Linked DNA regions of Mus musculus: regions 1, 2, 3, 5, 6 and 7 are each linked to region 4. A link is a loop called in an ENCODE intact Hi-C map of the cell type or tissue named here. Cell type or tissue: left cerebral cortex. All regions are shown on one strand.

Region 1 (4,000 bases), 250 kb after region 4:
TCGTGTACTAAAATGTGCCCTTAATATGTGTTAATAAAAATGTTCTCTGGAAAGAGGTGGTACTCTAGCCTTAAATAAGTCACCTCTTGTTAGGAGGATAAGTGCAAATAGGTGGTTTACACTGAGCAAGAGACCTAAAGGACAAAAACTAATGTTGGCAGGGATAGGTGTTTCTAGAACACTGGTTCTCAACCTGTGGGCCACGACCCCTTTTTGGGTTAAAGAACCCTTTCTCAGGGGGTTGTCTGAGATAATATGCATAGCAGATATTTACTATTCATAACAGCAAACTTTCCGTTATAAAGCAGGAATAAAAATAAGTTTATGGTTTGGGGTCAGCACAACATGAGGAACTGCATTAAGGGGTCACAGCATTAGGAAGGTTGGAAAACACTGGCCTAGAACATTATGCTTGTCCTTCACATCCATAGAAGAAAGACCTTCCCTGGCTCCCATAAGAACACCAGATGTATTCCTGCAAGGCACTTCATCTGGTCCTGACTGATCTTCAGGAACATATATTCTGTGAAGACAGAACAGCCTATGGTAGCCTCGTAGAGGGTTTTAAAAAAACAAAACAAAGCAAAACAACAAAAAAGCCCAATCCTTTTCCCCTACCACCCCACCCCCGCACAAACAAACAAACAAACAAACAAACAAACAAAAACCAGACAGAGCAGAGGCTAACACAAGGAGTCGTAAAGAGGGCCATGTTTATTTTCCCCGCTGATGTATGTTATAGAGAACATTGTAGTCAGACAATCCTACCTTTGAATTTTGCTCTGCTATTATGACCTTGGCCGATTCTTTCCAACCCTTCTGAACCTAAATATCATTATTGTTTTAATTTATATTTCTTTCCTATTTTGATGGACAGAGTGGTACCCTGTGCTTGTGGAGATCAGAGAACAATTGGGGCTCTCGGTTCTCTTCTTCTACCTCATAGGTTCCCAGACTGAGCTCCGGTCATCAGGCTGAGCAACAATCACCCTTATCAGCAGCCACCTCACCCCCTGTATCACTATTTTTAAAGTGATGTTCATGAAAATTGCATGTAATCACAACTATAAAGAGCCTGTGCTGTACAGTACATTTTTTCCAAGTGAAGTGGTAGCAGCAAAGGTCAAATGATGACAAAAACCACACATGCTGGCTGTTCTAGGACCTTCTACTAGAATGCTTTATTTTATCCTATTTTTCTTTCCTCTTCAATGTTAGGGATCAAAATCAGGGTTACTTTTTACATACAAAGAAGATACTCTCCTGCTGCACTGCATCCCCAGAACTGCAGGATACATCTACATTTCCCCCTCAACATGGAGATGGAAAGTACTCATGGATTCTGGAGTTGGGCAGCCCTGGGCTAGCATCCCAGTGGCTCCACTTCCAAGTAGCACAGCCTTATGCAAGCCACTTTACTTCCTCGAAACTCAATTTTCTATGCTGAAAAATGGTGTGTGATGTCTGTGTCAGCAGGGGCTGCCAAGAAGTTTAAATGAGATAACCAATGGAAAGTTCCTGGCACAGAGGAAGCCTGCGGCCAAAAGTAGCCACTATTATTTCGTCTGAAAGCTCTACCTCCTAACCCTCAAGCTTTTAAGGTTCATTTGTCCAAATCAGAAAATGTGGCCTCATTAGAACCATCCTTTGGTGCACACTCCTATCCATGTGGCCAGAGATAAGAGATGTTCTGCATCCCGAAGGGTTTTGCTAATAGTAACTTTGCTCTAAAACATTCTTTCTTCAACCTCTGAACCTATACACAATCCATTCTTCTCATTATTTCTTATCAGAACTCTCAAGTCTCTCCTTTAGTTCCTGGATCTTACTCACATGGTCCAACAGAACATCTACTTTGGTGATGAAGCTAGTGGAAACACAAAACAAGGGTCTGCTATGAGGTTGTTGTCTGACATGATACTAGAGAGCAGAGCAAGATATGAAGGAAACCTACCAGGTACTCCCACTTCCAGCCCTAACTCTGCCAGGTGAACTGCCTGTCTCCTATGTGCCTCCAATGCTTTCTACTTTACCCCCCTTCCACTGTTCCACCCCCAAAAGAAAGACATCAATAGAGAAGGTGCATCCTTCCAAATTTGGATTGCTTATAAGATTCTAATCACTACCGTTGTAAATAAGAAGGCAGGCAGGAATAAGTGAACTACCTTAGCAGGTTGAAGTCAAAGCCAATGGCAATTGCAGGGTTTCAAATGGTTCCCATGCTTCCAGGCATCAAGAGTCCAGTGTAAGCCCTCCAGGGGCCTCCTAGCCACCATCTACATGGGAGAAGTGTAACCTGCTGTCTAAGAACCAGAAGCAGGAAAAAATGGAGTAGGTTTTCTAGCCTCTGGCTTCACAGCCCATTCGCTTTGGACAGCCTTGCATGCTGTTTCCATGGAGTTGCTCCTTCCTGGGGCTAGTGATGCCAAATCCAGCAAAGGAGAAGTCCCCTGAAGAGCTCACAGAAGGGCAACCTAGCAACCTAGCAACCTAGCCTAGCCAGGAAATAAAAGAGCTATATCAGCGGCAGAGAGCTGTGGTGTGGGGGTTAGGTCAAATGGTGTTTTGTTTCTCACACTTTGTCCTCAAGCAGGTGTTGAAAGAGGAAGATATTATGAAGATTGTAGGGCAGTGAATGGTTCTTAACTGTTTGGAGGCCACAGGCCCATCTGAAAATGTATAGAGCTATGGCATCAGAAAAAAAAAAAGTGGTCAAATTCTTTGCACGCAGTTTCAAAAAGGACTTGAAGTAGCAACTTCTGCTCTGGGATTAAGTTTCATGACAAATAGGCTACGGACAGACAATTGAGTGACAGCCCCATTTACTGATAGCCTTCGGCGTGGTGTGGTGTTTAGAACACTGGTTCACAGCTTTTTTTTATAACCCAGAATCAATTATAGCAACAGGTAAAATGCAAATGACATTGCTCATCCCCAATCTGAAGCAAAGCCAAATCTCCAGAGCTGGAGCCCAAGGAACGTGATTTCCAACAAGCCCTCAGCAATGATTGCGTGGTAGCTTGCTGGGTGCCCATACTTTAGTTTGTAGCACGAATTCTAGATTGAGAGCTCTGGCTTCTTCGCAATTTTAGGCAAGTCATCTCTAAGTCCGATTTCCTTTGGGGGGGGGGGGTCATACAGAAATGCTGCTATTTTTATAAACAGGTGGTTTGTTTTCGTGTAAAATCGGGAGCAGAAACGTGTCTCAGTTTCCTCCTTGGTAGAATGCATATCATAAAGGATTCCATTCTCTTCTTTCCCATCTCTTCCCCACTCCTCTCATCAACACAACCATTTTATGAGCAAAGCTGCTGAGATAGTTTGTGGCTATGTATGGACGAGTGAAAATGCTCTCTCTGGGTAGCCCAGCACAGGGCAGTGTTGGCATCGACACAGAGGAAAGCGCTGGCATCAACAGAACAGCTGACCGAGGTGCAAAATCGGACGTTATTAGCTGCTTTGCTGCGATACAGGACAGGAAGCCTAAGCTCCTGGTGGCTCAGTTTTCTCATCTGTGAGTTGATACCAGTTTTTGGTCATTATTTTTATGTAGCCCTATACTGGTCCTTTCATCCTCATTTTGGCTTCTCTCCACTAAGCCTTAATCTGACACTAGAAAGGGGGTGTTTAAAGGGTGTAACCCTTGAGGCTAGATGCCAGGGCTGGGGTGAGAACTGTTAATTCTGTGCTTCCTACCCATACTGCCTAGGTGCTTACATCCTCCTCTCTGTTAAATGGGTGCACTGCTACGTTTTAGCGCAAGACTGATGAGAAGAATACGTGAGATGTCCGTGCACGCGCACAGGACACACGGAAAGAGCTCAGCAAATGCTATCCCCTTCCCCCCTATACAAAGGTGAAGAACTCTCATTGTTCACTTGGTTTCGGTCCCACCTCGTGTTTAAGGCATCTGGTCGCAAAGCATCGGAGGGGAGCCAAAGCAGAAGGCGATAGGAAGAAGGGAAGAGAGGGGAAGCTGCAAACTCACGAATGAAATGTA
Region 2 (4,000 bases), 300 kb after region 4:
AAGACCAGTCAGAGCTACAGAATAAGACCCTGTCTCAAAAAAACAAACAAGAAAACAAAATTAAAGTGGATGGTGCTCAAGGAATGACACAATGTTGGCTCTTATTACACACAGGTATCAGTATGCATGACCAAACACATATTTTTTTTCACGTCGCATTTAAGTAAAATCCATTTGGGAGTGGTCTGGCCTTCCTACAGCTCCCCACTCGTATGGGTCCCCAGGAATTAGGATTCCCACAATACCACATGGGTAGGAGGAACAGATCAACCCAAAGGCCCTGGTACCTGGGATTTGGTACAGGGTAGGTAGAAGACCCATTACCCAGTTCTTGTAACCTGAGTCTAAAAGACAACCTATGGGCATACACTTCCTGATATCTGCATCGTGTTTTCTATCATCTGTAACCCTGCTATGGGCAAGGTGGAGACAGACTGAAAAGGTGACGCAATTCAGTCCTGTATCCATAACTCTTTTTCTTGTTAATGTGAGGGAGCATTTGAATCCTGGTCAGCAAAAACATTACTTGGTAATTAGAACTGAAGCCCTCCAGTAACACTTTCAAGGTTATATGTCACCTCTGTGGCAAACTGTGTGCAAATGTTTGGCACCGTGGCTTCAAGTTGTGGTCTAGAAATTGTACCGGGCCACACTCATCACTATCCTGATACACTTGTGAGACACAGGTTGGCTAGGGATGCTGGTTCAACAGGTTTCCAAGGACAGTCCTGTGACAGGTGCTGCTTCCTGCAAATTGTTAAAAATTTAAATTCTAGGAGGCTTTCCTTCCCCCCAAAATAATAATGAAGGAAAAAAAAACTCATATAAGTGAACCAGCAGCCTGTGTCTAAACAAGTCCCTCAGAGAAACAGAACGAGTGGAAGAATGTAAGAAGCAGTAGCATGCTTCATCCCTTGCTTCTCTCATTAATAAAACATCTTGATTTCTGGCCGTTCAGAATCTTTAAAAGTCTGCTTAAGGTTTTGAAGAGTTTGGGACTGCACGCTGTCAACTGACTTAGCTTACAAAACAAAGACGTAGCACAAGAATTTCAAATGCAGAGTGCTCTGACATCCTAACCAGATTACAAACTGGATCCTAGTGCAGGAGTAGATTCTGGCCTCAGGTTAAGATTAATTTTCCCACAGGGGTCCTGCTCTTGAATAGCAAATTCTCTCACCAGCAATAAACTATCTTGGCATTAAGTCCGCCTCCACTCCTCACTCGGGCCAAATAGCTGCACCGGGAGCTAACAGCCCCAGGAAAAAATGCCTGGAGGAAAAGTTGGCTTTATTTATTTATTTATTTATCCATCCAAAAGGTGTGAAAGCAGTCCCATCAAAGAGAGCACTCCTCCAACCCTTTCTCCAGAGCTCCTGGGTCGCTAACTCTTTGTGCTCTAACTGTTCCAATTCAAATGTAAATGACAGTTGTTAGAATGTGAAGGGTACTAAACCTACTCCCCCCCCGCCCCCCCCCAGCTCACAGCGGACTACCGAATCCACTGAACAAGGCAAGAGCACCATTCGTTAAGGTGTAACACAAAACAACCATCCCAACAGACACAGAATGGATCTGAAACCAAAGAAGGGCCCAGACAGTTTCATACGAACACGATCTATATGTGTGAGGACTGGGCAGCAACAGTTTCTTGCCTAATTCTTATCTTTGCTTCATCTTTTAGGGTCCATCCTTGTATCTCGCCGATCCCTAACCTAAAATAAAACAAAACAAACCCAGCGGCCAGCACACCGGAAACAGCGACACGCGCTGCTGTGGCGTCATCAACAGTCGCCGGGTGTTCGGTCCGTTCTCACCCAACCCCCAGCCCCCAATCTCCTCACTTCAGTTCCCATCTCTTTGAGCCTTTTGGCAGCTGGAGGTTTCTAACCTTGAGCCGGAGACACCCCGCCGCGACATCCCACCTTGTCCTCTTCCCTGGGACTGACCTATCCAGCCGTATGGCCTCCGGGAGCATCGGCAACAGTAGCGGCAGTAGCAACACGGGGCCCGATCCCAGAAGCCTCTGCGAAGGTCGCCGCCCCCAGAATCTCGTGGCAGCTTTCCGGGACCACCCAAGACGCCGTGCTGCGGCGTGTTCCTCCTTCAACCCCAGCTGGCTCCAACTTCCAACCAGGGCTTGTCACCCCTCCCCCACACCCCAGAGTTGCCGGGCTTTGGCGGGCCAACTCCATACAACCAGCAACAGTTTAGCATCTTTTGTGCTAAAGCAGATAAAATTCTTTACCTGCCCCTATCTCATTTGTTCGAGGTGGGCTCAGTTACCAACTATTTTGAAGTTGAAAATCATTTTCTCCATGTGATAGTTTATTGTGACTCATTTAAGCCTGCTGGGCCAACTCCAGCCCCGAACCCCCCCCCCCTTTTTTTGGTTGGTTTTTCGAGACATGGTTTCTCTGTGTAGCCCCGGCTGTCCTGGAACTCACTCTGTAGACCAAGCTGACCTTGAACTCAGAAATCTGCCTGCCTCTGCCTCCCATGTGCGATGTGCCCTTTCTGATGTGTTCACTTTGAACCTGAAACCCTTTATACCCTCTCTTTCCCATCTTTGTGGTTCCTGTGTGACTTCACTGCAGACCTTAAATGCGGCGGCTATTTTATTGTGCTTGTGGGCGAGGGTGCCAAGGGACGCCCATGGTGGTGATCTGAAGACACTCTTCAGGAATTGATTCTTTGCTACCACTTTGTGGGATCTGGGGACTGAACCCAAGTAGTCAAGCTCTCACCCCCAGAGCCATTTCAATGGCCCCTAGGGACTTTTTGAAGTGTAGTTTCTGGATTGAATTCTCCACACACCCACTATCAACGTGGACATATTAATCAGGTATTCAATTGGTTTTCTCTTTTTGTAGAATGAGTATACTAACAGTACCTACTGCTAGTGTGCTACTGAGAAGAGAAACATTTTGTAGCACAAAATTAAGCAGTATATCAAAAGAAATATTTTAAATTTATTTTTAACCTTTAAGATCATTTTATATTTTAGGTCTCTTGCTTGAATTTATGTCTGTACACTGAGTGGGTGTCTGTTGCCCACAGGGGCTAGAAGAGGGTGCTGAATCCCCTGGAATGAGATAAAGGGGTGTTTGCACGATGTAGGTGCTGGGAATCAAACTCAGGACTTCTGGAAGAGCAGCCAGTACTTTTAACCACTGAGATCTCTCTCCAGCCCCATGATTAAAAAACAAAAAAGATTGTATTTTCTGTGTGTGTTTTACTTGCATATATACATTTGGACCACCTGTGTGCTTCCTGACCAGAGAGACCAGAAAAGGGCTTCTTGGGTGCTGTGTGGGTGCTGGGAACCAAACCGGGGTCTTCTGCAAGAGCAACAAGAGCTCTTAACTGATGAGCCATTTCTCTAAGACCTGGAAATTATAATTCTTTTTTTTTTTTTTGAGACAGGGTTTCTCTGTATAGCCCTGGCTGTCCTGTCTCACTTTGTAGACCAGGCTGGCCTTGAACTGCTCTCAGCTCTGCCTGCACCATGCCTGTCTAGATGCTGCCGTGCTCCTGCCTTGATAATAGACTGAACCTCTGAACCTGTAAGCCAGTTCCAATTAAATGTTGTCCTTTATAATAGTTGCATTAGTCTGCTCACAGACTGGAGTATTGCTGTAATAGGCCTGACCATGCTTTTGTTTAGAAGAATGTGGATTTTGGGACTTTGGATTTGGAAAGCAGTGGAATGCTTTAAATGGGGCTTAATAGGCCATCCTAGTAGGAATATGGAAGATTTTGTTGCTGAGACTAATTTGAATTGTGCAGACCTGGCCCAAGATGTTTCAGATGAGAAAATTTTCAGTATGTGGCCTAGAGACTGTTTTGTGGTACTTTGGTGAAGAATGTGGCTGGTTTTGCCCTTGTCTAAAGAGTCTACCTGAGGCTAAGGTAAAGAGATTTATGTTAATTGCATTAACAAAGAAAGTCTCAAAAAAGCCCAGCAGAGACTGTTTTCTGGTTAAGTGTTAAGAGTGCT
Region 3 (4,000 bases), 77 kb before region 4:
ACAAAACCTTCACAGGGATGACCAGATTCGCGTCTCTCAGATGATCCTGGAGTCTGTCAAGGCAAAACTATTGTTTTAAAGCCTGTAGAATATTTACCCTTTTAAGTTTTGTTCACACTTTCATCCCTACTTTTCCATCTAAGATATTTTTAATCTGAAAAATGTTTTCTATTATTTCATACCTGCTGCCTGTATACCTTTCAGTTTTGTTTTATTTTTATGCCACCTTTGTTTTGAAGTCTATTTTTTTTGCTGGCTTCCAATTTCTAAGTTTTAATTTTCATTCAAGACATGAATAATATTCCATTGTCTTCATACTTCCATTTTTACTGTTGAGAAGCCAAATCAAAACAATCAAACTACTTTCTTTGAAATCATAATCTTTAGTTCTGGCTACTTTAATTTTTTTCTCTTTGCCTTTGGTTCTCTGAAAGTCCATTATGTTTGTAACAAGGCTCCAGACTTTAGTAGGCCCTGAGACCTTAGCACAACTGACTTCATGATGGAAGTATCATTCAGGCCTCAAAACGCAAAACTTAGTACATAGACAGCACCATCTGCCAAAGCTATAACAAAGGCTTAATCCATCAAAGTCTATTGTCAGGGAAAAGTCTCTACATGTAGTGATCTTGATTTTTGGCTTCTGTAGTTCTACTTATCACTAACCATTCTTGTTTACTGAGGTGAATCAACCCAGGATGTGTGTGTGTGTGTGTGTGTGTGTGTGTGTGTGTGTGTGTGTGTGTGCTTAAAGGCTAACCTTGAGAAAGGTTTGGGGCTACACTGCAATCCAAACAATCAGTGTAGTCTTTATTAACTAGCCATGGCTTAAATCCATGTCTATGCAGTCTTTTCTGGTGAATTTCCCACAACACATTGACTTCCACCTATACATAGAGGATCAGATTCAACACCTACAACAGGTGTCTGAAACTGGGTAGTTTCAAGCACTATAATACAATGGGTTTTTTTTTCCTGTATTTTACTAAGCTCCTATATTTTACTAAGCACCTTGCCAGGATCTGTGGTCATTGGGTTTGTTTGTCTAAGATGCAACACTAAAACTATCATGAATTTTACTTTATTTCCTCATAATTTCATGAATAAAAGAGGAATTCTTTTTTTAAAAAAATTGGTGTTGAAAATGGAACTCAAAATCTTGCACATACTAGGTACATCCCCATTCCCAAATGATCTTAGATTTTTTTCCCCTTTAGTTATTATGTTATGAACTCTCTGCTTTTCTTGCAAATAAGCATGTTGTGGCTTTTATTTAATGTAAGAGAATTGCATGCATTACAAACGTTATACTTTGGGACCACTGTTAAGTAAATCAATGATTGCTTAACTGAGATTGCAAATGACTGACTAATATATAGAGAACTTATACAGTAAGTATATGCTGGAAATAGATGGACTGGAACATAAAGTTTCATCAAGCAACTATTATGTCACTGAAATTATAAAAAAAAATCTTAGAATATATTTCAAGGGGTATAGGAGAACACTCTCCTATTATGACTGAAAGGAAAGCAAAACTGGGTCTGTTGTTTATTCAAACTTTATATGCCTCAGTACAGTGGAACGCCAGGGCCAAGAAGTGGGAGTTGGTGGGTAGGGGAGTGGGGGAGAGGTTATGGGGGACTTTTGGGATAGCACTGGAAATGTAAATGAAGAAAATACCTAATAAAAAATTTAGCCTGGAAATGCACATTTGGGAATCATCAGTATTTTGAGGCAAATGAATGAGATCACACAGAAATTGAGAGCCTGAGAACCAAAAGAAGCCTTGAACAGAACCCTAGAGAACATTCAATAGCAGCAGCTCAGCTTCCCAGCAGGCACCTCCACCAGCTACAAGGCTGGGTGGATGCTTTAGAGTTTGATGGTAGCTGTACCGCCCTTGAACTCACTATAGCCAAAGCTTACCTTGAACTCTTATTTCAACTTTCTGAGCGCTGGGATTACAGGTGTGTGCTACTGTGCCCAGACTTAGCTTGAAAGCAGGTTATTGTGGCTCAAGAGCTGAACACCATTGACAAAGCCAAACTCCATTTTTGATCGTCTGTCCCACCTGTAGCCTGCAGATATGAGAGAGATGTATGTGTGTCAAAGATGCACCAGGTAAAACATCCTGTAGCCTCCCAGTCTTCTTCTCGGGCATCTCATGACTTTGTGACACACATCTCCTACAGTGCTCATCTTAGTCCCCCAGGGAGGTGGAGAGTGAGATGGGTCAGGCAAGTGGGGGGGGGGGGGCGAGCTCGGGTGACGCGGTGTTCACGTGACCGGCCAGGCGCAGACGTGGGCACCAGCCCCCACGTCCGCTTGCCCGCCCTACGGTCTGGTCTTGGCACCCGCGCAGAACCAGCTCCCTGAGCTGCCCTAAGCAGCAGGACGAGCTGTGAGTGGGCTTCTGCAAGCCGGAGAAGGCAAAGGCCTGTCCTGGGTATCCTTAGGTTAGTACTGAAATGATGGCTCTGCCCGCAGAGCAGGGCAGGGTGGTGGGGAGGTGGCAGCTAGAACCAGCAGCAGCGGGAGGGGAGCGGGGAGAGATCCAGGAGATTGGTAAGGAGGGGGCACAGCAGACCGGGCAAGAAGAGGGGGAAGGAGGACCCCCGCAGAGGGCTCTCTTTCCTTATCCCATTCCTAATCCTGTTTTAGAGCAGGCGGGGGGGGGGGTTGAGGGGGGCCCGCAGTGCGACGGTGAGACGTAGACAGATGCGTTCTGAAGTAAACGCACACTCCAAGCTCTGAAGACAAACTGACCCGGACCAAACGGGAGTGGGGGTGGGGCAGGCTGCCTCCAGAGTCCGAGTGATGAGCGCAGAGTAAAACGGAGTTTGGAAAGCATCCGGATTTGGTGCCCAAGGCCTGAAAAGAAATGGCGGCTGGGGTATGCGGGGGTGGCAGGGTAACGGGGTAACGGAGGAAAAGACTGAGTGATGAATGTGGTCTGCCAGACAGGTACACAGTCTCTGTGCATCCACTGACCACACAGACACTGCCCCTGTGTCCTGTCTGTAGGTCTCTGCTGTTCCCAGCGCATTGTGACATCTGCAAAAGAGGGTCGACCTGCCCAGGATCCCTGCAGGTCAGTGAATAAGGACAAAATGGGGCAGCATTTGGGATCCCACTGCCTGCCCCCTCCCAAGCTCTCCCACGTAACACACGCAGAGCTTGCCACCCTGAAGGAGCACCAAGAAGGTGGTAATACCTGGCATGGCATGTCAGTCTCCGGGTGGAGGAGGGGTGCGAGCCTACAACATACTTGGAGGACTGGGACAACCACCAGGGAGGGACCCCTCGAAAGCACCAAATGCAAAGGCAGATGTTAATGAGCCTGTATTCTGTCAGGTGTCTCAGTCTCTCACATCTCTTCTTTGCCTCCTGTTTCCCCACTTCTACCCCCAGGACAGGAAAAGGAGGGAAATCTTGACATGGAAGAAGTTCGCGGTGAAAACGAAGGCAAGCTGGAAAAGGAGGGAAAGCCAGAAGATGAAGTAGAGCCTGAAGATGAAGAAAAGTCAGACGAGGACGAGAAGCCAGACAAGAAAGCAAAGCCAGCACCACGCCAGGGCAAGCCAGAGGAGGAGGCAAAGCCAGATGAGCAAGGGCAAGATGAGGGGAAGCCCGAGAAGCAGGGAAAGTCTGACGGGGAGGGCAAGCGCCAAGGGGAGAGCAAGCCCGATTCCCAGGCAAAGTCAGCCAGCGAGGCGCGGGCTGCAGAAAAGCGCCCTGCTGAAGATTATGTGCCCCGGAAAGCAAAACGAAAAACAGATAGGGGGACAGATGATTCTCCCAAGAACTCCCAGGAGGACTTACAGGACAGGCATGTAAGCAGTGAGGAGATGATGAGAGAGTGCGCAGATATGACTAGGGCTCAGGAAGAGCTGAGGAAGAGGCAGAAAATGGGTGGTTTTCACTGGGTGCCAAGAGATGCACAGGATGCTTTAGTCCCCAGGGGCCCTCGGGGAGTCAGGGGGGTGAGGGGCGGCGG
Region 4 (4,000 bases):
TTTTGACTTAATGTGGGAAAATTCCGACCCCCACATTCTATTAGCAATTATGAGCTAGCAATTATTTTTATCAGGAAGGCTTAATAAATGCCTGTCGTCATAATTTCTTCTAAGAAAGAGGATGATGTACAGAAAAAGATACGATATCGAGCAAATTTGCGTAATTTAAAATTTTTCATCGCCTCTAGAAATATCTTTAGTAACAATTGCTACTACCTTTCGGGGACAGGCTTCACACCGAATGCCTCACACGCACTATTTTACTAGGCACATCTGAATCCGCGTCTGAGATAGCTACTATTACCATTTTACAAACATGGAAACCGAGACACAGAAAAGAGCCTTGCCCAAGCTGGGCGTTGGCGAGCAGGAATACGAATTCCGCTTTTCCTGAATGAGAAGGCACGAGTTAATCCTATCCATAAGTCAAGAAGAAAAGAGGAAATCATCTACCCTTCCTCCCCACCCCCACCCCGAAACCTGAAACGAGAATCCAGCTCTCTCCAGCAGCCGACGTGTGATCACTGCTGCTCCTCCAACCGCCATAGTAAAGCCAGGTTTCTCTGGCAACTGATATCCATAGGCAGACACGTCACCCTGGAGGCGGGCTTAGCCCATCAGCCAATCCTAGCCGTCTTGTCTGAGTTTTAGAATGTTCCATACCCAGATGATTGGACAGCCGCCCCCACGTCAGCAGTGACACTCAGCCGCAGTAAAGGCGGGTGCTAGCAACCTGCTTCTTCATGCTTAGGGCCGACTGCAAACCAATTAGCATCCTTCTTCAGTGAGGGCTCCCGCCAATGGCGATGGTTCTTTTAGGATCTTAGCCCGCCCTCCAAGTGCGCTCCAGCCGTTGGGTCAGAAGTCTATAGGGCAGCGCGTTCACGTGGCCCGTCTTCACGACCCAGAGTTCCCCTGACCGTGGGTTTTTTTTTTCCCCCCCTCGCGCTCGCCTTCTCTCCTGCAGGGAGGCATTATGGGTTTGTGGGTCCGCTCCCCTCCCCCGCCCCCGCCCCGCTGGGAAAGGAAGTGCCGACGTGGCTGGCGGAAACAGGCTAGGCGGAAATGAGCTAAGGTTCCCGCGAGTGGGAAGAGCGAGGGCAGACCCGGGGCCACGCCCCCGAGCCTGTTGCGCAACTCGCGGACCTGGGGAGAGAGGAAAAAAAAACACCAACGCCCCCCCAAAAAAACCAAAGGCAAAGGAATGGTGAAGGTTTTGAGGTGTGAGGCGTGTGAGGGTGGTGAGTGCCACTGGGCGGATGCCTGGATGCTTTGGAGAAACGGGGTGTCTGCGCGCACGCGGGCGCAGGCAGGCTCGCGTGGCTGTGGAGTGTGGGTGTGGGCGCACAGCCGCCCTCGTGGCGCTGGCGATGATGGGTGTGCGCAGGCGTGCTGCCCTGGTGGGGACGGGAGGGGCCGTGTGTGAGTGTGTGTGTGTGTGTGTGTGTGTGTGTGTGTGCGCGCGCGCGCGTGAGCGTAGGCGAGGTCCCTCATTTTGGTGGATTTTTCTGCCTTTTTTATGTTTGCAAACTGCATTAATAAAACTGAGAATAACTAGGACAGTGCTAGTATCTAAAGGAAAGGGCTTCTGTAAGAAAAGGCCTGCCGATTTAATCAAATTCCTTTCTTTTCTTTGCCTTTTTTCGTTTTTTTGTTTGTTTTTGAGGCCTGTTGTAACTAGGTAGCCCTGGCTGGCCTGGAACTCGGAGATCCACCTGTCCCTTCACGGCCTTCGAGCGCTGGGATTAAAAGCATGCGCCACTCCACCCAGTCCGATTTAATTTTAGACCCTAGAGATGATCATTATTCCCACATTATAGTCCACCAAAATAAACTTCTTCCATGGTTAAGATTCAGAACTATATTAGTAACGTAAAAGGGCGTTTCTTTCAAGTTTCCAGTTGTACACCCCCTCCTCTCTGTCCCCAAGGCCTCCCCTTTGCCCTTCACCAAATTTACTGCGAATCTCCCTTATGCCCCCTCACCAGGTTTATCGCTAAATTGGCACACAAAATTTTAATGAAAACATAGGCAACTAAATTCCCCAGTGATAGAGACAACTCCAGTTTCCTGTGGGTGGTGAGCCTCACCTACCTTTTTTCCTAATCTCCAAGCGGAGTGATCAAATACACATTCGGCCAATTTTCCAGAAAGTTCACTGGCTGAGCAGTAAACCTCTTGAATCTGCCGCTAGATGTCACCAAATCCCAGCCAAAGGAGTTACTGCTTGGTTCCCAGGGATTGTGAGATTGATTTTTTTGCTCCACCCACTTCTTATTTTATGGGCTCCCTAATCTCTGGCTGACTCATATATATATCTTAAATTCCTAAAGATGAATAAGATCAAGTTCTGTGAAGTAACAGTACTAGGCAAGGAATTATATATCCGAAAATTCTGGTTAATTTCCTTAAGCAAAAAAAAAAAAAAAAAAAAAAGTCACCTGTTCTGGCACATCTTTTGTTTTTTCTCAGGATTGATAAATGGGCCTAAATTCTGATGCTAAAACCCTTCGTGAGCTGTGGCGCAGCCGCAGTATCAGCGCTTGGGAGGAAGAAGGGCCGCAAATTAAAGGCCAGCTTAGATTACATATTGAGGCCCCGTCACTACATAAATAAACCAATGAAAGAATATTCTTTTTGCTCACTTTTTTCCCCTCTTGAAATTTTTATCAGGTACGTGTGTTGGCCCCTCAGGTTTATGTAGTGGTTCTGTGCTGTCCGGAGTGAGAAGGTAGGTACTTAATATACCAAAAGTTATATTTTATCACGGTGAGAGTCATCACACAGTTAAAACTCTTAGTTCCTAACTACAGTTTTAAGCCTGTTCCCCCCTGAGGGAGCTCACCTGTGTGACGGACCTTACCTGAAGATCAGGCCTAGTCTCCGATGCAGGCGCCTAGGGAGACTCTCCAGCCACAAGGGCGGCTCAAGGTGTCTCTCCAGGTGTGCAGCGAAAGACCGATGCTTTCTATCTCCCTCCTTATATACTCACAGTCCAGCGGGCGTCATGGGATTCTTGTCCCGTGTCTGGTTATCTTAGCGACTGATGTCATTGGGGGCTGGTTATCAGGTACAGCCTTGGGGGTAGTGGAGTTCCTGACTAAGCTGTTTTTCGAAGACAAAGGGCATTTTCTCCCCTACTATTCTCGTTACAATTCCGAAAAAAAAAAAAACGTGGTTGTGTCTTTTAAAGTCGATAGTAAGTAGGAAAGCATTTCACTTAGGTTTCACAGCGCATAATGATGTCGCCTTGAGGGTTTTTTTTTTTCTCGATGTACCTGTGTGACCTGTGCATTTCGCGGCTAAAGTTCACCTTCATTTAGGTCTTTTCCCTCTGTTGCGGTTCACCCTATTTTCTATGGAAGGATCTCACTGAACTCAGAGTTTACTACATGGGCTATACTGGCTTGTCAGTGAGCTCCCAGGATCTGCCCATTTCTACCAACAGTCCCCCTTAAAATACGGGGGTTATAGATAGGTGCCCCATGTTCGGCTTTTATATACGTGCTGGGGAACTGAACTTAGGCCCTCATGCTTGAGCAGCAGACCCCCTACATCTCCCGAGTCAGACCATCAATTTTTAATATTTTCTCTATTTCAGATGTTGTTTTAAATCCTTCCCATAGGTATTTCTTTTTTCTTAACAAAATTCTACTACACTATAATCAGCCAAAAAAAAATAGGTTTTAGTTACTAATTATATGTATTTGTACACACGGGTGAAGGATTTTTAATTTTTTTAAATTTTACTGTTTTTAATTAGGCATACATCTACATGTGTGTATGTGACATGTGTTCAGAAGTCAGAGGCACTGGGTCCTCCGGAGCTGGAATTCCTGGCTGTTCTGAGACACCTGACATGGATGCTGGGAACCTAACTTGGGTCCTCTGGTAGAGCCGTCTCTCCAGCCACAACAGTGAAAGGTTGTCTTAAAGCAGTTCTCCAACTCAGACAAATCAGAAGCATCAGTAAAACCCAGTAAGTTATCAGAATATGAGA
Region 5 (4,000 bases), 400 kb after region 4:
TGGGCTGGTTGCTCCACCTAGCTTATTGGGGGAAGATAGCAGTGGTTGTTTGGAAATGCAGAGAGGCCTTCTACTGAAGACTTAGGTGGGGCACAGCTCTGTAGGCAAAGGCTTTTTCTGTGCTCCCCATGGCAGTGGTAGATGAAAGAGACAGTCCTTGGCTCCAAACTGCTTGTTGGTTGTTCATCTTGGAAGATGGATGTGTGCCAACTGCTCAGGGTAGGCCAGAGATTAAATAACTTTTGCAGGGAGGAATATCAGGGCATGGGAGCTTATTGGCTAAACTCTCAGGGCCTCAGGGTCTCCTTTAGCATGGAGACCTATGTTCTGGACCTATGGGATCACAGGTCACGTTTCTTTATGTGGGAAGTGTGGCACACGTCCCTGGCCAGGACTGCCCACTTTCCCTTTCGTCCCTCCAAACCTTTTCCATCTACTGCAAAGAAAAGTTTCCTTGATGAGGGGTGAGGACTCCACTTCTCTGTGGGAATAAGGACAAACATTTAGAGTGTAGATAGGGATTATGATGGTTTGGTCGTACTACTTTTCCAAGGCCCATGACGTCACTAGCCCTGGGTTTCCAGTACCAGGCCTAGTTTCCCTCTTGTTATGTGAGTCACATTTACGATTCTTTAAAAAATTTAAACTGCATCCATGTCTTATCTTGTCTGCCAGCCTGCCTGCTCTTCCCTCTGTATGCAATTGTACCCGAAGCATAGGTAGAGAGGTCAGAGGACAACGGATAGGAGTCGGTTCTCCCTTTCTACCACGTGTGCCCTGAGGATTGAACTTTGTTGTTCAGGTTGGGTGGAAACACCATTTCCAGTGGAGCCATATCTTTACCCTTCAAGTACGTTTTTATTATAGACGTACATCACCATGCTTTACCCATTTCTTCTTCTTCTTCTTCTTCTTCTTCTTCTTCTTCTTCTTCTTCTTCTTCTTCTTCTTCTTCTTCTTCTTCTTCTTCCTCTTTCTCCTCCTCCTCCTCCTCCTCTTCTTCTTCTTTAAAAAAAAACTTTACTTATTTATTTAGAGGGGGAGCGATATCATGAGATCATGCTGCCATTGTTCACAGGAGAATATTCGAGGGCAGAGGATTCTCCTTCCACTATGTGGGTGTCTTGAGGATGGAAGGTGGCCAGGCTTTATACCCAGTGAGCCATCCTGCCGCCCCACATTTACTATCCTCATCTCTGTTGCTATTTTTATACAAAAAAGTAGGAGAGCACACTAGACACGTGTGGGGCTCTCATTCAACTAAGATAGATTTCGTATATGAAAAGAAAAGTTTTATCAGCCTCTTTGAACCTGTGTGTGTGTGTGTGTGGGGGGGGGAACGTGGTTTCTGTATTACAGACGTTTTCAGAAAGTTTAAGCAAAGGCAAACCACTTGCCATAGGGCTCACATCAAGTATTTTATAATTAGAACAATAATTATTATTTTGGAGGCATTTGGCACCTTGATTAAATGCTTGCTGCAGAGACTACTATCTTCCTACTGTTTCTGCATCTTAGATTATGAACTGAACATATATAGTGTTGGAAAGGATACCTGTAGCTGGCCATGTACTGTCACTAGTTATATCCAGTTATTTGTGCTGGCGTTGGGAAAAAAAAGAACAAACAAAACCAAACAAACAAGGTTTTCTTAAGAAGTAGGAGGTAGTGTTTTGGTAAGGCTGAGAGCTGGCCTGCAGTTTGGGGCCATTAGCTGCCAGACTCACCCTGCACTGATCAAGAGCTCCCTCTGCTGGACAACTAGGTTTCAAGCATCCTCCTCGGTTTTAAGAGTGAGTGCTTTTAACTTCCTCCGGAGAATCAGCTGGAAGACTATAACTAAAAGGAGAAGCATGCCGGCAAATATAACGTACAAGTAGGAACAAATCCAAATATAAGACATGTTCCAAGGGATCTTCGGTTATCAAATGCTGAGCTAAAAGGTTAAATACAGCCAGGATCTCTTGCAGAAGAAAATGGTGAAATAAAGGAGCAGACAAATGTGATCAAGGATGCTCTGGACATGGCTGATGTCGGTAGTAGCACAGCACGGGCCTGGGCAGAGAGACATACTGGAGGAATCTACTGATTGACAGAATGTCTCTAAAGAGAAACGTGGCATGGGAAATGGAAGCCCTTGGATTTGTCAGTTTGAAGTGGCATCTTACTTTATATATAAAAAAATCCTTCAGACTAACTTCCAATTCATAATTATAAGTTTACTTATTCAAAACTTATTAAACATGAAATGTGCAAATATCATGCAGTCAGATGATAGCTGATATAGGCTCCTTGATGAAAGACACACATTCCTTACCTTACAGGTGGTGTGACTTGGAACATGTTACCTCTACCCTCAGTTGCAGGCAGAAAAAAAAAAGTAGTTATTTTGTAATTACACCAGTAGTCAATTCTCTTAAAATAAAGGGTGGGCACAAGATGTTTTCATTCTATTATTCTGAGAGATTAATAGTTTTGGTAGATTGTGGTGGTTTCAATATGCTTGGCCCATAGGAACTTGTACTGTTAGGGGATGTGGCCTTGTTGGAAGAAGTGTGGCTTTATTAGAGGAAGCGTGTCATTGTGTAGGCAGGCTTTGAGGGCCCCTGATGCTCAGTCTCCTCTCAGTGAGGAAGAGCGCCCCCTCCTGGCTGCTTGTAGAAGACAGTCTCCTCCTGGCTGCCTTCAGATCAAGATGTGGAACTCTCAGCTCCTTCTCTAGCACTATGCCTGCCTGGATGCTGCCATGTTCCTGTCTTGATGATAATGGACTGAACCTCTGAACTGTAAGCCAGCCCCAATTAAATGCTGTCCTTTACAAGAGTTGCCTTGGTCATGGTATCTGCTTACAGCAGTAAAACCCTAAGTGAGACATACATTTTGATCTTCTTGTAGTATCAATTGTCTAGGAGCCTTAACCCATCTTTCCTTCTGCTTTTTAAAAAACACAGAGGAGAATGTTTTGGGGAGATGGAGTAAAGGCAGTTACAAAAGAACAAGCAACTTGCTTTACAATTGTGTTAATGTTTTACTTTATTTTGAGACAGGGTTTCACTGTACATTCCAGACAGGCCTTGAGTTCGCTGTGTAGCTCAGGTGGTCCTTGAATTTGGATCAGCCAGCCTGCCAGGTACTGGGCTGATAGATGTATTCACACATCCCCAATTCACTGAACCTTTTCTTAGGCCGTGGTAACTCTGATGACTTGGCAAACCCCCTAAGGTGTCTGATCTTTTTTATTCCGTCTGCTTCACTGCCTTTCAGCTGGCACCTTTCTAAACTTTAGTGTTTAGTTCTGAAATGCAAATCATTCCCAATTCTGCTTCCTTACCTTCTGGGGTGGGGTTGGGGGAGAGCAAGCTCCCGTTAGGCAGTTTGTGTGATTTCAGAAGAGTGATGAAGGAAGGCTCTTATCTCCTCCTTCACCAGTTTGGAAAGGCATCCGTTCCTACTAGTACTAAAAGTTTCTAGGAGAGGGGTGACATTTCTGCCAGCATGAGATTCTCACCACAATCACTTTCTTACACCTCCATGTTCTTGAAAAAAAATTTTATGTATTTTATTATTATGCAAATATTTTGTGACTTTTTCTCATGCACCACCTGTGTCCCTGGGGCTCCAGGAGGCCAGAACAGTGCATCAGCTGTCCTGGGGCTGGCTTGGCAGACATTTGTGAGCTGCCATTTGCGTATTGGGAACTGAGTATTGGTCCTTTTCAAGGGCAGCAAGTACTCGTAACCACTGAGCCATTTCTCCAGATTGCATTGCATTGTCATATTCTATTTTTGTGGTTATCACTCACATCAGCCTGACTCATGAGTGAGAATCCTAGTTTTTGCGCCAAAGCATTGGAGGTCAAGAACAAGAGATACGGTGTATTTGGAAGCAGTTCCCTGGTAGGGCAAAAGGGACTGGCAATGCATGCAGCCCACACAGAAGCTGGATTTTTGAAGACATTCTAGCTTTGTTAAGTCCTTCTATTTCTGTCCAGTAAGGAAGC
Region 6 (4,000 bases), 120 kb before region 4:
ATCTTCCTACCTCATCTTCCCAAGTATCAGAATTAGCGGTGTGAATCATAACATCTGACTTATACGTGTCTTTAAATATTAAATAGTCTTTAAATTAGTTTGCATAAAAAGAAACAGATTTGAAATCCTCCTCCCTAAGGACTGGCCTTCATGGTACCAGAAAGCCCCATGTAGACTTTCAAAGGAGGGAAGCAACCTACAGTCCTACCCAGCTGTGATGCCCGTGAACCACATCAGTGACCAGCATGGCACAATAACCCCAAGGGTACCATAGTGGTGCTCATAAGTTGGCTCTCTAAATGGACGTAAGATCAGCTCATTAAGAGAAAGACCATGACTGGTACTGTGATCCTAGCCAACTACCCAGGGCTAGTAAAGTCATGAATCTTGGAGGAGAACCTGTAGCCACCACTTTACTAAACCATCATAATCCCCAAATATATTCTAAACATTTGTCCTTATACCCACAGATAAGTAGTCCTCACACCTCATCAAGGAAGCTTTCTTTGCAACAGACAGAGAACACTACAGAAAATCACAGACAATCAAAATGCAGAGTTGTGGCGTTCAGTCCAACTGGCTATATCTACAAAACAACTCTCACACCTAAAGTTGAGGGACCATTTAATAAGAGGGAGCAGGAAGATTGTAAGAGTCATAGGAGCAGGGAATTTGTTGTGAGATTTGTGTCTCCTTTAAGGTACACCCATAATATTCCTATCAACATGACTGCCTAAACATGAGCTGAGCAAGGACAACAGTAACAGACACGCTAAAGTAGATGGGGAAAATTTATCAGGCCCCAACCCTACGCACAGAACTACTGACAACTAAAACATGCTGAGAATGGGAGAAATAGTTTTCCCCAGAGAAAAGCATTCCAATTGGTTATCCAGCACCAAATGATCAGCCCTGAAATCATAGACATACAAGGAACATTGAGCAAGTTGTGTTTATGTATTTACTAATATATATGTATGTACATATATGTATGTAACAACAATTAATGACAAAAGGAGGTCGTGAATTTGAAAAAGAGTAAGGAGGGATATGTGGGGGAGGGGTTGAAGGGATAAAAGGGAAGTGGAGAAAGATATATTATACTCTCCAAAAATAAAATAATTTTAAGTTGTTAAAACCTTGTCTCCTGTGCGAGAGGAACAACCACTCTTTTGCATGTAAAGACAGCCCGATGCACATGTGATATGTAAACACTAATATTTATAGAAGCTGGCTATACCCTGGTACATCTGATTCTGTCCTGTGTTCTTCCAACCATTGACCTCCTCTTCTTGACATACTTCCCTAGGTTACTGAATATATTTTGTAAGTATATACATAATACCCGTTTTATAGTTTTTAGAGGACATTTTGGGAAAAAATGTAGAAAAGTGATTTAGAATGTATTTGTTTATATATGTGCATGGGTACTGAAACTGCAGTTTAATTTTAGAAATGTAAAGAAATTAAATTTTATCATAAAACTAAAGATAAAATAAACTTGGTATTCATTCTAAAGAAGTAACAAGTTTATATGAAATTGTAAACAAAAGCTGCATTGTATAGGTATTTAAAATATATTTATATGCAACTAGGATCATTATAAAAGCAAAAAGAGGTTACAAAACCCACAAGTGGCCTGGATTAACTTTTGATTTTTGCTCTCTTCCCTTCAGACCCATACATGAAAATGAAAATCAATAATTTTGTTCCTCTGGCATGGTCTTCAACTCAGCACGTTGTTAGGAAGTACCCTCCGTCTGGTGGCTTTAGTAGTCTTATACAGGGGAAAGAATTATCTCCCTTTACCCATTCAGACTTCCAGAAAGCTCTATGATCAGAATTCACCTCGGCCCCTCCCTCCCACTTCGCTCAGCAGGCTTCCTGCTGCAGTCTAAGTTTTGATCACCAGGTGGCAAAAGTGCGCCACCCATAGCAGCTAGGTACAAAGAAGGTTCCATAATCAGAAAAAAAAAATACCTTTTAAAATAAGCTTATCCACAATAAGAAAAAAAATACCTTTTAAAATGAGCTTATAAACACGATTCTAATTATTTTGAAGGTAGAAACTGTATATGTAAAAGCATATCATAAAATCACATACATGAAAATCAGGAGATAATTCTATCATGCTTATCACAGTAGCAGGCACCGGACTCCAGGGAGGTTTTTAGTAGAGGAAGAGGATGCTGGCTACCGCTGTGTCTATAGTGTCCTAGAGAAAGGGTGGCAGACAAGGATTGGACAAAGGCCTAGGAAGAATGTCCAAGGGTGGGATAGTGGAAGGTAAACCCAGTGGTATCTGGGATGGGGCGTCAACCTACAGTGAATGTCTGGTAGATCTGGAGACACCAGGAAAGAGAAAATGGCGCTAGCTGCTTTAATAATACGTACGAAGTTGTCAGACAACTGCAATTATAGGAAATGGTTCATTTCAGCACACTTGTTAGTTTTTGTAAAAATGTTTTCCTTCGCATTGAAATGAGAAAAAGAAGTCATAAATGGTGGCACACATCTGTAAGCCCAGCACTTAGGAGACCGAGACAGAAAGATTGACAATTAGAGATGGGCCTGAGAAAGCACTGTAAGTTACAGACCCGCCTGAGCTGGACTCTCAAATCAAAATAAAGAACAACAATAAAATGAAATTAGATACAGGCATCAAGTGTGAAGCAGAAGAAAGTTTTCACGTTTCATGGTGACCAGGAAGCTGAGTAAAACGACATGGGCTTGGAGCTTGCCTCCAAATTCCAGAGTTCTCTGGACGTGCTGAACTAATGAAAGGAATCCTTTGCAACTATTACAGAAACATCTGGAATGGAGGTTTCTCTCCCTCCCTCCCACATGTACTGAGATAAAAGTGCACCTGGGAATGCTGAGGGTCCCCTTCAGGGGTAAAGAGCAGGATCTCAGGAGATGAGCCTGAGCCTGTTTATCTGTGATAAAGGCCAGGCCAGGCTGAGGAAACGCCCTGTGTGCAGGTCACACCGTGGGGCATTGGTGGCTTTTAACTGTTGGGACACAGCAACAGGGTCTGGCTGAGCTTTAGATCTAAGGCAGGCACCATGAAAATCATTCCTGCTTTCCTTGCCTAATGGGTACACAGACAGCCACAGTAGGGAAGCCATATCTCTCTGGCACCCTTTGTGTTCCCAACGTTAGAGTCAGGAAGGGCTTCATGTTCTTGGGTCTTTCATAGTGTGCTAAGAGATGTTTCACGTCATGCTTCCAAGCAAACCCAAATCAGGTGCCCACCTGGGAAGACAGACCATGTATGCCTTGATGTGGGAAGCTCACTGGTGCTAGGTGTGCTTAGTGGCTGCCCTTGAATGGTTCGGCATGTTAATATCTATGTAGGAAAATGCTAGGCCTGTCCCACTATCAAACGTCCTTGAATCTATCCAGAGGATCTATCCAATGGATAATTTCACCTTTGTCCTGCCTGCACCGGGATAAAAATGCATACAATAATCTGTAGGGATTTTTTTCATTTGTCAGCAATTCAATATTAGTTGAACGCAAGACCTACACTGTTCTACTAGAGGTGATCCGTCATTGCCCTAGTAAGCACAAAGGACGAGGGATAAATATGTGGCCTTGCAGTCTGAAAGGTGCTCCCCACCCCGACCCTTTGAAACTTCACAAGTGGCCTGTATTCTCTGTAGCATTCTTCTCTTCTCACACACTCCCTACCCCACACGTTCAGCTCAGGTCTCTTGGCCGAAGCAGACGTTCTCTCTTCAAGGTCACAAATTTTCTTTTAATCATGAGGCACAGTTCCTTGTTGATATAAATGTTAGAATATTACTTTAATGGTGTCCTATCATATGCTCAGTTGTACAGATTGTCTCTCTCCCTTAACAAGAAGTCTTTGACAGTTCCTCTGGAGCTGGAGCACAATGTCCTGGGTGTGAATGCAAGCCTTCCTCCTCCCTAACTCTGCAGCCTTGAGCACCGTCCTTATCCTCACTGCCCGCGGTGTTTCAACTATGGTGCACAG
Region 7 (4,000 bases), 280 kb after region 4:
CAGAGCTCTTCTACAGAGACTCTCCACCCCCAACCTGGCCTTTCTGGAAGGGTCTTTAGTTCTCAAAGAATGGCTTTAATCTTAGCATCTTCCTGGTTCCAGGACAAAGGCAGAACAGACCTACCTAGGCCAGTTGGAATGGCCTGTTGTTATTTGTGTCCTGGGGGCTGGATTTAATTTGTGCTGCAATCTGGGGAGAGATCTAGCAGGGAGCCAGATGGGAGCCTCTAATCAATGTGTCCTGACCTTAACTTCCTTTTCGGTTGGTGGGAGGGTTTCACAAGTTGCTGGAACTGTGGGTTGCTTCCTTCTAGAAACTGTTTAAGGCTACTCTGTGAAAGGAAACCTGAAACAAAGATCTGCTGCAATTGCATTCCTGACTGTGTGGCCCTGAGTTTGAAAAAATGACTATAACTTCTGATGATAATTAATCTTACAATTAATCTTTCTCTGTCAAGTATTGTCACAATTGTATTATTGACATAATTTACCAGAAATTAGAAATACCCCTTTCATGTTATTGATGCCATAAGTGGGAACAAGAGTCCCATTGTAAATGACTACCACTTGAGTATATAACTCAGCTAGGGAGTTTCATTGAAAATAGGTAATGTATCATTTTAAGCGTGTATGGTTTTAGGCAAAGTTGAAGGAAATCTTCTTTGTTTAATTTAAGAAGAGTATCTTTGTTCCCCCATTGAAACGTGCATTAAAGGACAACAGGAATGGTCCCGTTTTAGTACAGTCAAACAACACCAACAACTGAAAAACAGACCTAAAAAAGTAGTGGAGAAAAAAATGACACTGGTCTGTATAATTAATTTGAGGAGGAGATTTAACAAAAAAAAAAAAAATCAATGAGGAGACAAGGAGCAGCATAAACAAATGGGAGTGAACAGCCCAGAGAGCTGCGCAAGGAGTCAACCTCGGGGGCACAAGGAAGTCTCTACAAGCCACATGGAATAAAAGGCTAGTTCTAAAATCTATAAAGAACTTGGTTGCACTAGGTGGCAGTGGTGGCGCACGCCTTTAATCCCAGCACTCAGGAGGCAGAGGCAGGTAGGTCTCTGAGTCTGAGGCCAACCTGGTCTACCAAGTGCGGTCCAGGATAGCCAGGGCTGCACGGAGAAACCCTGTCTCAAACAGCGAACTCAGTTGCAATAAAACAATGACTCAACTTAATAATATAGACTTCAATAGACATTTCTTGAAGAAAGACATACATACATATGGTCAATAGATACATGAAGAATTGCTCGTAAATGATACTGATAGGGAGGATTCCATGCCTCCCCTGTCTGTTCAAGAGCTCATGGATCTATCACCTCCGTCCCAGGAGTTCGGGGCTGAAAGGTTTGTGTCATCACACCAGGTTATAGTAAGTCCCAATTATAAGCACTCCTCCTGGGATCCATTTCCCTTCGATAAGCAAAGACATCAGGGGCAAGACCACCGAGCCTTTCACTGGAAGTTGTTGAACTCCTTTTTCTTCTGTGTTCCCCACGTGCCTTTACAGAAAACTTGATGGCTTAAGCCTGGTAGGCTACCTATATACCAGAACTGCTATCCTGCACATTCTACCGATGCACTGCGGAAACTACACAGCGATTCTAGGTGACTGCTCTGGCTTCTGAAGGAAGGCATAGCCCCAGTCAAGACAGTTTTAGTGTGGGGGGTGGGGTGGGGCGGGGCTTTTGCTGTTGTGTTAGCCTGTGACACTGTGAGTGATCTCCCATTTCCTCTGGTGCTGTTTCTCCTCTGTGCACTAGTCCTCTGCCTAATGCACACCTAGTTCCACAGACTGTCTATGTGAGGAGATAAAGCAAACTTGGGAGAATTATGATTTGCAGTGAACTCTCCATGGCTTGGAACCACTTCTACCTTATAAGGGAGAAGTGCTCCCTCTGGTGGCCTAGCTAGGACCTGCTTGGACTAGTGTTAAAGACAGTATTGGGGACCTTTACCCTGCACTTTTGTTTGGACCTGGGAATCAAGGAATTCCTTAGCTCTTGGCATCAGCTTGTGTTGCAGGTTTTTATCAGACCCATGTACTGGCACTACTTAGACCTTGACATCGACCAGTGTTCCAATTCAAGCCTTAGAATGTTTGAGGCTTGCCAGCTCTGTGGAACTCTTCAACCAACCAGGGCTTTTAATCTTTCTTCCGGCTCAGCCCCTCCACCCTCCTGACTTCCAGGACCCAGTTCTTCCTGCCTACGGGGAACGTAATTACAGAGCTGGGCTTAACGGCAGCTGTGACCCTGTAGCTATGCAGGGACAGATCCTCAAGATAGATCCCTATTGAAGATACCTTCTTGGGGATGCACCTAATGGCCGCTCAATCTTGATAAACGGAGATGCACATCCTAGCACAGCAATTTTGCTTATCTCAAACAGGCCTGCATAGAACACTACTCATCTCTGAGGTATTTTGGAGGAATCCATCGCTGAGCTAAGTTCTGCTCTCTGGTTTAATGTCTCCTGAGCAAAGAGGTTAGTGAGGCCTTTATAACATCCAGGCTATCAGTTTGAATTTCTTCTGCATCAGTCTCTGGAATAAGAATCATTGGTGGGGCTGGAGAGATGGCTCAGTGGTTAAGAGCACTGACTGTTCTTCCAAAGGCTATGAGTTCAAATCCCAGCAACACATGGTGGCTCACAACCATCTGTAATGGGATCTGACGCCCCCTTCTGGTGTGTCTGAAGACAGCAACAATGTACTCACAGATATAAAATAAATAAATTTTTTTTTTAAAGAATTGTCGGTGTGCAAATATGAGGACCCAGCCAGGCGTGGTGGCGCATGCCTTTAATCCCAGCACTCGGGAGGCAGAGGCAGGCGGATTTCTGAGTTCGAGCCCAGCCTGGTCTACCAAGTGAGCTCCAGGACAGCCAGGGCTATACAGAGAAACCCTGTCTCGAAAACCCAAAAAAAAAAAAAAAAAAAAAAAAAGCAAATATGAGGACCCTAGTTCAAAACCCTAGCACCCAACAGGAGGATCCTTGGAGACCTGCTGCCAGCCAGCCTAGCCCCAGGTTTAGTGAGACTCCCTCATCTCAAGGGATTAATGTCTAAAGTGAAGAGCAGGACATTCAAAACCCTCCCCTAGCCTCTACCCCAACACAAAGTTTTTAAAGAGATTCTGAAGATAAACTCCATTCATGTAGGGGTTGGGTGGGGAGCTGTCATGGAGGCCAGAGGAGGGCTTTGAATGTCCTGCTCTTCACTTTGGACATTATTCCCTTGAGATGAGGGAGTCTCACTAAACCTGGGGCTAGGCTGGCTGGCAGCAGGTCTCCAAGGATCCTCCTGTTGGGTGCTAGGGTTTTGAACTAGGGTCCTCATATTTGCACACCGACAATTCTTTAAAAAAAAAAAAAGATTTATTTATTTTATATCTGTGAGTACATTGTTGCTGTCTTCAGACACACCAGAAGGGGGCGTCAGATCCCATTACAGATGGTTGTGAGCCACCATGTGTTGCTGGGATTTGAACTCATAGCCTTTGGAAGAACAGTCAGTGCTCTTAACCACTGAGCCATCTCTCCAGCCCCACCAATGATTCTTATTCCAGAGACTGATGCAGAAGAAATTCAAACTGATAGCCTGGATGTTATAAAGGCCTCACTAACCTCTTTGCTCAGGAGACATTAAACCAGAGAGCAGAACTTAGCTCAGCGATGGATTCCTCCAAAATACCTCAGAGATGAGTAGTGTTCTATGCAGGCCTGTTTGAGATAAGCAAAATTGCTGTGCTAGGATGTGCATCTCCGTTTACCAAGATTGAGCGGCCATTAGGTGCATCCCCAAGAAGGTATCTTCAACAGGGATCTATTTTTAGGATCTGTCCCTGCATAGCTACAGGGTCACAGCTGCCCTTAAGTCCTGGGCTGTAATTGCACTCCCTGCGGTCTTATCAGGAAAAGTGTGATTCAGCCAGGTGGGCAAGCTGAAAAGAACACTAGCATACTTTAAAACTCTGGCAAAATCCTTGCTGTG

What was found. A loop is a pair of places that touch in the nucleus more often than their neighbours do. Peaks named below come from ENCODE experiments on the same cell type or tissue, not always from the same donor. Only the 100,000 strongest peaks of a DNase experiment are listed, where the experiment ranks them.
Region 1: a loop joins it to region 4, with 4 times the contacts of the local background. A loop is called at or near these places in 2 of 42 quality-filtered maps.
Region 2: it touches region 4 in a loop (7-fold over the local background); 6 of 42 quality-filtered maps call a loop at or near these places.
Region 3: it touches region 4 in a loop (15-fold over the local background); 2 of 42 quality-filtered maps call a loop at or near these places.
Region 5: it touches region 4 in a loop (4-fold over the local background); 8 of 42 quality-filtered maps call a loop at or near these places.
Region 6: it touches region 4 in a loop (7-fold over the local background); 7 of 42 quality-filtered maps call a loop at or near these places.
Region 7: it touches region 4 in a loop (5-fold over the local background); 18 of 42 quality-filtered maps call a loop at or near these places.

What each region holds. Positions count from the first base shown.
Region 1 is chrX:136,988,978-136,992,977 of GRCm38, forward strand. All of the region lies in intron 6 of Slc25a53 (solute carrier family 25, member 53), which reads right to left. It also overlaps a transcript of Zcchc18 not described here. Among named protein-coding and RNA genes, the nearest start is that of Zcchc18, 2.2 kb to the right of the region's middle. In left cerebral cortex, no CTCF peak of the experiment used is centred here; DNase peaks (open chromatin) are centred at 2,449, 3,012, 3,421 and 3,786; H3K4me3 peaks cover 848 bases; H3K27ac peaks cover 758 bases.
Region 2 is chrX:137,036,275-137,040,274 of GRCm38, forward strand. It overlaps Slc25a53 (solute carrier family 25, member 53), which reads right to left and starts at 2,028. Exons shown (of 7, transcript NM_001082412.2): 1 at 1,950-2,028. In left cerebral cortex, no CTCF peak of the experiment used is centred here; DNase peaks (open chromatin) are centred at 1,822, 2,032 and 2,475; H3K4me3 peaks cover 1,670 bases; H3K27ac peaks cover 842 bases.
Region 3 is chrX:136,664,097-136,668,096 of GRCm38, forward strand. It overlaps Tceal3 (transcription elongation factor A (SII)-like 3), which reads left to right and starts at 2,279. Exons shown (of 3, transcript NM_001029978.3): 1 at 2,279-2,459; 2 at 3,028-3,094; 3 at 3,415-4,000. The coding sequence starts at 3,441. In left cerebral cortex, no CTCF peak of the experiment used is centred here; DNase peaks (open chromatin) are centred at 2,069, 2,329, 2,848 and 3,277; H3K4me3 peaks cover 1,242 bases; H3K27ac peaks cover 846 bases.
Region 4 is chrX:136,740,730-136,744,729 of GRCm38, forward strand. It overlaps Morf4l2 (mortality factor 4 like 2), which reads right to left and starts at 623. Exons shown (of 4, transcript NM_001168226.1): 1 at 481-623. It overlaps BC065397 (cDNA sequence BC065397), which reads left to right and starts at 2,228. Exons shown (of 10, transcript NR_033324.1): 1 at 2,228-3,979. In left cerebral cortex, a CTCF peak has its summit at 2,189 (motif pointing right); DNase peaks (open chromatin) are centred at 750, 1,380, 1,681 and 2,170; H3K4me3 peaks cover 1,835 bases; H3K27ac peaks cover 1,854 bases.
Region 5 is chrX:137,140,125-137,144,124 of GRCm38, forward strand. No RefSeq gene overlaps it. Among named protein-coding and RNA genes, the nearest start is that of Esx1, 22 kb to the left of the region's middle. In left cerebral cortex, CTCF peaks have their summits at 1,755 (motif pointing left) and 2,631 (motif pointing left); DNase peaks (open chromatin) are centred at 1,761 and 3,923.
Region 6 is chrX:136,623,200-136,627,199 of GRCm38, forward strand. It overlaps a transcript of Tceal3 not described here. Among named protein-coding and RNA genes, the nearest start is that of n-TAtgc1, 35 kb to the left of the region's middle. In left cerebral cortex, a CTCF peak has its summit at 1,903 (motif pointing right); a DNase peak (open chromatin) is centred at 1,895.
Region 7 is chrX:137,017,609-137,021,608 of GRCm38, forward strand. All of the region lies in intron 4 of Slc25a53 (solute carrier family 25, member 53), which reads right to left. Among named protein-coding and RNA genes, the nearest start is that of Slc25a53, 19 kb to the right of the region's middle. In left cerebral cortex, a CTCF peak has its summit at 1,912 (motif pointing left); a DNase peak (open chromatin) is centred at 1,909.